Linked DNA regions of Homo sapiens: region 1 is linked to region 2. A link is a contact called in ENCODE Hi-C or POLR2A ChIA-PET data. All regions are on one chromosome and are shown on one strand. The core of a region is the stretch at or near the end of the contact, and the rest is flanking DNA. Distances in the headings are between cores, read along the strand shown. Region 1 holds the start of CCDC12 (coiled-coil domain containing 12). Region 2 holds the start of SEC22C (SEC22 homolog C, vesicle trafficking protein).

Region 1 (3,279 bases), core at 767-3,266, 4.4 Mb before region 2:
CCACCCGCCTCGACCTCCCAAAGTGCTGGGATTATAGGCATGAGCCACCGCACCCGGCCGGCTCTGTTTTACAGATGGAGAAACTGAGGCCCAAGTTGACCAAATGAGGACCACTTGGGCAGCAGGGGCAGGGACCCAGGCTTGACTGACTCTTTTTTGGGTCCCTGCCACCATCACCCCGTGCCCCCTTCCCCATCCCCTTACCTCACAGTCTGGACACGGGGAAAGGGGCACGGGGTGATGGTGGCAGGGACCCAACCCCTGGTGTTGGGCAGGGATCAGGCTCTTTGTTGGGGCTGGGGAGAAGTTTTCTGGGCCCAGAGGGGTGCTACTCGTTCCAGGAGTTGACCAGTCTGGAGACTCCTAGACCTTGGTTGGCCAAGACAACAGAGACCCTGTCCTGTTTTGTTCTCCCAGCTTCTTGGTTCACCTCTGGCCTTTTGTCCTGCTTCATCCATCATAGCTCTGAGCTGAGGTTTCCTGAGCACCTCCAAACTGCATGCCAGGCCTTGGCAGAGCAACCCATCCACTACAGGGAAGAAGGCTTAGACAGACCCAGGTTAGTGAGGACAAGAGGGTTAGTGAAGGGAGGGCTAGATCTGCAGTCTGTGGCCCATGGGCCTCTGAAGGGAGTTGGAAGGGGAAGAGTGGATGTCCACCTGTAGCCAGCTTGGGAAGGGAAGACTCAGGGAGGGAACAGCCTAAGAGGCTAGTTGTCCCCTGGCAGTGGAGGTGGAGAGGGGGCGGCATGGTCTCCTATTCCCAAGTGAGAGGGGGTGTGGCTTTGGGGACCCCCACATACTGAAAGAATATCTTGACTTCAGCCTAAGTGGTCTCGCGGTTATCAGGACACTCTAGTTCATGCAGGAAAGAAGACTCTGGCAGCTTCTGCTGGGTAGCCATGAATCTTGTGGCGACTTGCAGTCGAGGCCACCCCAAGTCTTTCTAAGCTGGGGATTGGGGGCAGTACTTGAGGCCCACTGGACCCAGGTTGGGGTTTGCTCTTCCCCGGGAAAGGTAACTTGACCCTGAGGACTTTGCTGCTCCAGGAGGGGATGGGAATGAGAGGGGATCATCTTTGAGTCCAGAGGGAAACAGCCATACAGTCAGGTCCCCCTCACTGTGCAGGCTTTGTCTGAGCTGAGAGTGGTCACAGAGGGGCTTAGGGGCGCTTGTCAGGTGAGTCCGGGGAGCCACTGACAGCTGCAGAGGTGTAAGTCATACCTTGTATTAGGGTGGGATCGAAGTGGAGGATCAGGGAAGGCTTTTTTTTTTTTTTTTTTTTTTTTGAGACGGAGTCTTGCTCTGCTGCCAGGCTGGAGTGCAGTGGCACGATCTCGGCTCACTGCAACCTCCGCCTCTCTGGTTCAAGCGATTCTCCTGCCTCAGCCTCCCGAGTAGCTGGGATTACAGGCACGCGCCACCACGCCCAGTTAATTTTTGTATTTTTAGTAGAGATGGAGTTTCACCATGTTGGCCAGGATGGTCTCCATCTCCTGACCTCGTGGTCCGCCCTCCTCGGCCTCCCAAAGTGCTGGGATTACAGGCGTGAGCCACCGCGCCCGGCCCAGGGAAGGTTTCTTGAAGGCATTCGAGCCTTGTCAGGTCAAGTGGACAAGGATGAGTCAGGGCATTCCAAGAGGCCAGCATGGAGTGATTAGTGTGGTTAGTACTTGGGCAAAACCGGAGCGATCGACGCACTCTTTTCTCCTTCTCTCAGGTCTGAATTCCACTTGCTGCTCTTTCACTGATCAGCGTTGGATAAATCGAGCCTTAGCTTTTTTTTTTTTCTTTTTTTTTTTTGCTGGCTCCCCACCCACTAGGCAAGTTGTCCGGAAGAATAAGGGCGGGGCGGGGCGGGGCGGGGCAAGGCGGGGAGGGCTCGCCCATAATAACCCCGCATTGATTGGCTTTCAGGACCTCCCAGTCTCTCATTCTCGTCCTTGGATTGGCCGCGAGACATTTATCCACTCTCCTTAGGCCTGCGCGATGCAAGACGGGAGAAAAGGAGGGGCGTACGCGGGCAAGATGGAGGCAACTACGGCTGGTGTGGGCCGGCTAGAGGAAGAGGCGTTGCGGCGAAAGGAACGGCTGAAGGCCCTACGGGAGAAAACCGGGCGCAAGGTGAGAAGTGTGGAGTGAGGGTCGCAGTTGAGGCGTCCAGCGTTCGGGGTCCGGGTCGCGCTTGAGGAGAGCAAAGGGCTAATAAGGAAAGACAGCTGCCGAGGGCGCGCATGCGCGGGCGCTAACGCATGCGCGAGAAGACGGCGCCCTCCCACGATGTCTGGGGCTGCTTGGCGTGGGACTCCTCTGGCGCTGGTGCGGTCGTCGCGCATGCGCGGGGGTGGGCAAGGCAGTGGTCAGCGACCCGCAGTCCATCTGACTCCTGCTTCCCGGGTGTTGCTCGTGTAGGTATCTAGGGCTGCCTGTAGGTTCAGATGCTTGTTGGGTTAGGCGTGATTTGTTCCGTTCCTCTATGGCCTAGCTGGTCTTTAACCCCCGCCTTCGATTCTGAGTCAGACAGACTCCCCAGTCCGGCAGCACTCCTTGGACAGGGCAGCAAGTGACAGCAGTGGGTATACAGCCGGAGTCGTTTCGTGCAAAAATCAAAAAGAGGCCGGGCACGGTGGCTCACGCCTGTAATCCCAGTGCTTTGGGAGGCCGAGGCAGGCGGATCACTTGAGGTTAGTAGTTCGAGACCAGGCTGGGTAACATGGTGAAACCCCGCCTCTACTAAAAATACAAAAATTAGCCGGGCGTGGTGGTGCGCGCCTGTAATCCCAGCTTCTCGGGAGGCTATGGCAGGAGAACCGCTTGAGCCTGGGAGGCAGAGGTTGTAGTGAGCCGAGATCTCGCCACTGTACTCCAGCCTGGGCAACAGAGCGAGACTCCGTCTCAAAAAAAAAAAAAAAAAAAAAATCGAAAATAAAAGATTTAGCCGGGCGCGGTGGCTCACGCGCCCAGTACTTTGGGAGGCCGAGGTGGGCGGATCACGAGGTTAGGAGATCGAGACCATCCTGGCTAACACGGTGAAACTCTGTCTCTACTAAAAATACAAAAAAATTAGCCGGGCGTGGTGGCGGGTGCCTGTGGTCCCAGCTACTTGGGAAGCTGAGGCAGGAGAATGGCGTCAACCCAGGAGGCGGAGCTTGCAGTGAGCCGAGATCCTGCCACTGCACTCCAGCCTGGGCGACAGAGCGAGACTCCGTCTCAAAAAAAAAAAAAAAAAAAAAAGAAAAGATTTATTTCTAACTAAGGGTGGGCCTTAGAAATTGGGAA
Region 2 (3,069 bases), core at 87-2,586:
CTCTCACCCTAGTCCACACTCCAGCTCCATTCTCTCTTGCCCAGATGACTGCACTGGCTCCCAGGCCAGTCCCACCATAGCTCTGTTGAGACTTCTCCATTTTGATCTGCACTTTAGCAGCCAAAGTGAGTTTTATAAAATGCAATTTTGACCAGTGTTCTATGGTCCTAAACTTTCCACTATGGTCCATAAAATCCTACATGGTCCTGCCCCTTCTATTCGCTCTAGTGGATCTCACTCCACTCCTTTATTCTCTAAACTCTGAGTTTCTTTTCTTTTTGTGGTAAAATGTACATAACCATTTTTAAGTGTGCAGATCTGTGGCATTTGGTACATTCACATTGTTGTGTGATCATCACTACTATCCATTTCCAGAACTGTTTCATCTTCTCCAGCTGAAATTCTGTACCTATTAAGCACTAACTTTCCATTTCCCCCTTTCTGGGTTTCTTTTCATCCCTCAAAGGAGCTCTGCTGCCTTCCACAGAGTTCTTATATACATGCTAATCTCTCCATCTGAAACACACTTCCTCTCCCCTTTGCCTAGTTAGCCTCCTGTGATTCCCAACACCAGCCTAGAAGCTTCTGTAAATTCTCCCAAAACCCCTGCTCCTCCCTGAAGAGCAGTTTGTATTTATACAGGTGTTTGATTGTTTGAAGGGTGCTCTCACCCTGCCTCCTCTCTTAACATAGTTTTTCGTGTCAGGAATTCCTCGCTTTGTCCACAACCCCTGGCACATAGCAGGTGCTCAATACTTGCTAAATGAATAAATGGACGGACTCTGCTACCTACCTAATCTCCTTCCAGCCAGTCATCCATCTGTGGGTGCCTCGGTCCCCAGCTTGGGGTGTGTCCCCCTGGGTCGGACTTTGGCGCCCCATCCAGGCTGGCAGTAGGTTGTGCTCTTTGGTTTGCCTATCTCGGGCCTCCCGCCCAGCCGCGCGGACCGCAGAACATACGCCCCGGGCGTTATCACTCTGTCACGCGGAGCCTCCCCGCCTCCAGACGTCAGTCCGGTTGCTACCCCGGCAGGAATCGAGCTTAGATCACGAAGGCTCCTTCTCACCTCCGGACGTGAGAATTACAGGCTTGGATCTCAAACCGCCGCGGTGAGAGCCGGGAGGTGGGAAGAAAGTTGGGAGGCGCGCGCCCCCGTCACACTCCCTCTCCGTTTGGGTCGCAGCCCTTTAAGAACCACTACGTTCGCGCCTTCGCCGGGACGGGGGCTGTGGAGGCGCGCCGGGATTGGTCGGTTTGGGTGCGGGTGTCGCTTAGCAGCAGCGAATGCGGGGTAGGGGGGAGGTGGGGTGGCTCAAGACTCGCGCACGCGCACCACGGCCTACCTGCGCCTGGGCTGCCGGTGACCTGGGCCGAGCCCTCCCGGTCGGCTAAGATTGCTGAGGAGGCGGCGGGTAGCTGGCAGGCGCCGACTTCCGAAGGCCGCCGTCCGGGCGAGGTGAGGGCTGGCGGGCGGAGGCGGGTGCCGCGGCCCGTTAGCCAAGAGCAGGCGGGTTAGGGTGTGGCGCAGGGCGGGCCCAGAGGTGGAGGCGGCCCAGGGCCCACCCGGCCCTCAGTCCCGGCCTTGACCATGGGGCTCCCCACGGGGCTTCACTGGGCTTCTTGGAGTCCTCTGTCCCCTTTCTCCCGTCAGCCTGTTCCCGGACCCCGGGGCCACCCAAGGCACGCGCCTGCAGGAACCCTGGGCTGACAGATGGGCGCCAAGGGCTTCTCCCAGTTGGAAGAGATGGGGAGTGAGAAAGGGGACGATTGTTTCTTTAACCATTCACGAAGCTCACGTCAGAGCATTGTTTAATCTGAATAGCAAACTTCCCTTAGCATGCCCGTGTTATTAGACTTTAAATATTGGATACACTGAACCAACTTTTCAGAGCACTAGGTGTAGGACGTTCCATTACAGGTTTTGTGTTCATTACAGATTTACACATGTACCTCCAGAGCCAGAAGGATAAAGCACTCGGGGAAAAATTAGGTTTGTAGAAATAAAAGCCACGGAAGACTATTGCCAGTGTGAAAAGTAATTGGTGAAATTTGTGACATGGTCAGAAAAAAATACAGCTCAGAACCAACATATAGGGTAATATTTAATTACATTTTGCAGAGAAGAGTTGATCCCACTAAAGATAATTTTAGTAAAATGAAAAATGGAAGCAACTGGAAATGGTTTAACGTTGCCAGATAGAATTAAATAAACAAATAGTGTTTCCTCTGGAAAGTACATTTTGGACAATGTTAATAGCTCTGATTTAAGTGTTTGCATTTGCAACAGAAGCCATCTTGGAGTCAGTGTTTTTTATTCTTAGAATAACTTAGAAATCAACTAAATTCAAAAAGTAACATGATCATAGAGAGGACAACCTGACTTCAAGGTAATACAGTGGATAAAGAGCAGTTGTAACAAGTGTAATCTCAGGCTCCTTCCTCTACCAACAGGTCTCTGATTAGCTTATTAGTGCTCTAAGGAGAAGAAATTATTTTAGAGAAAGGGAGTAGCTGTAATTCCCAAAGTTGGATTTGTAGAAGAAGGATGTGGTGGAAAGATCCTAGGCTTTAGAATATTTGAAGTAAGGAAGTCTGGGTTGAATCTAGCTTTACCTCTTGAGCCTTACAGCTGCAGTTTTCCCACCTATCCGGTATAGATTATGTCTACCTTATAGTTACAAGCATTTAATAACATTATCAGTGTAAAAGGTCCTATCAAGTTTAGTTCCCTACCCCTCTTAGTTCCTAACAAATGACGAAACTGACCTCTACCCTCCTCTTCACTCCATCCCCAAGCAACTTGGAGCCTTAATAGAATCTACAGATTTGGTAACCAGTTCTCAAGTCCTGTGGCTGAAGGTGAATTCAGTAAGGGTGGCACAACTCAGTTTTGTCTTCTGTATTGTGTATTTGAGTCTTCTGTATTCTGTATATACTTTATGGTGAACACTTTGTGTTTGAATATTTGTGTGCCAAATGAAGCCTGTTTTGTCTAAATTCCTATTTTGCAAGGTGCAGTCATCTCTCTCTTTCTCTCTGTTTTTCTCTTTCTTTCTGTCTCTCTCAGC

What was found. Hi-C counts contacts between places; a loop is a spot of excess contacts on that map. ChIA-PET counts read pairs that join two places held with the same protein, here RNA polymerase II (POLR2A). Pooled maps may share reads with other maps.
Region 1: a loop to region 2 is called in a map of naive thymus-derived CD4-positive, alpha-beta T cell, with 14 times the contacts of the local background. The contact joins the promoter of CCDC12 here to the promoter of SEC22C in region 2. A Hi-C loop is called at or near these places in 1 of 168 maps with a recorded cell type or tissue (naive thymus-derived CD4-positive, alpha-beta T cell) and 2 of 50 pooled maps. POLR2A ChIA-PET finds 5 or more read pairs at or near these places in 1 of 52 experiments (activated CD4-positive, alpha-beta T cell).

What each region holds. Positions count from the first base shown.
Region 1 is chr3:46,975,482-46,978,760 of GRCh38, reverse strand. CCDC12 (coiled-coil domain containing 12) reads left to right here and starts at 2,016. Exons shown (of 7, transcript NM_001277074.2): 1 at 2,016-2,124. The coding sequence starts at 2,029. RefSeq lists enhancers at 724-1,424, 1,994-2,303, 2,128-2,829, 2,830-3,279 and a silencer at 1,764-1,903.
Region 2 is chr3:42,580,234-42,583,302 of GRCh38, reverse strand. It overlaps SEC22C (SEC22 homolog C, vesicle trafficking protein), which reads left to right and starts at 1,336. Exons shown (of 7, transcript NM_032970.4): 1 at 1,336-1,457. It also overlaps a transcript of SS18L2 not described here. RefSeq lists enhancers at 921-1,050, 1,043-1,869 and a silencer at 1,251-1,580.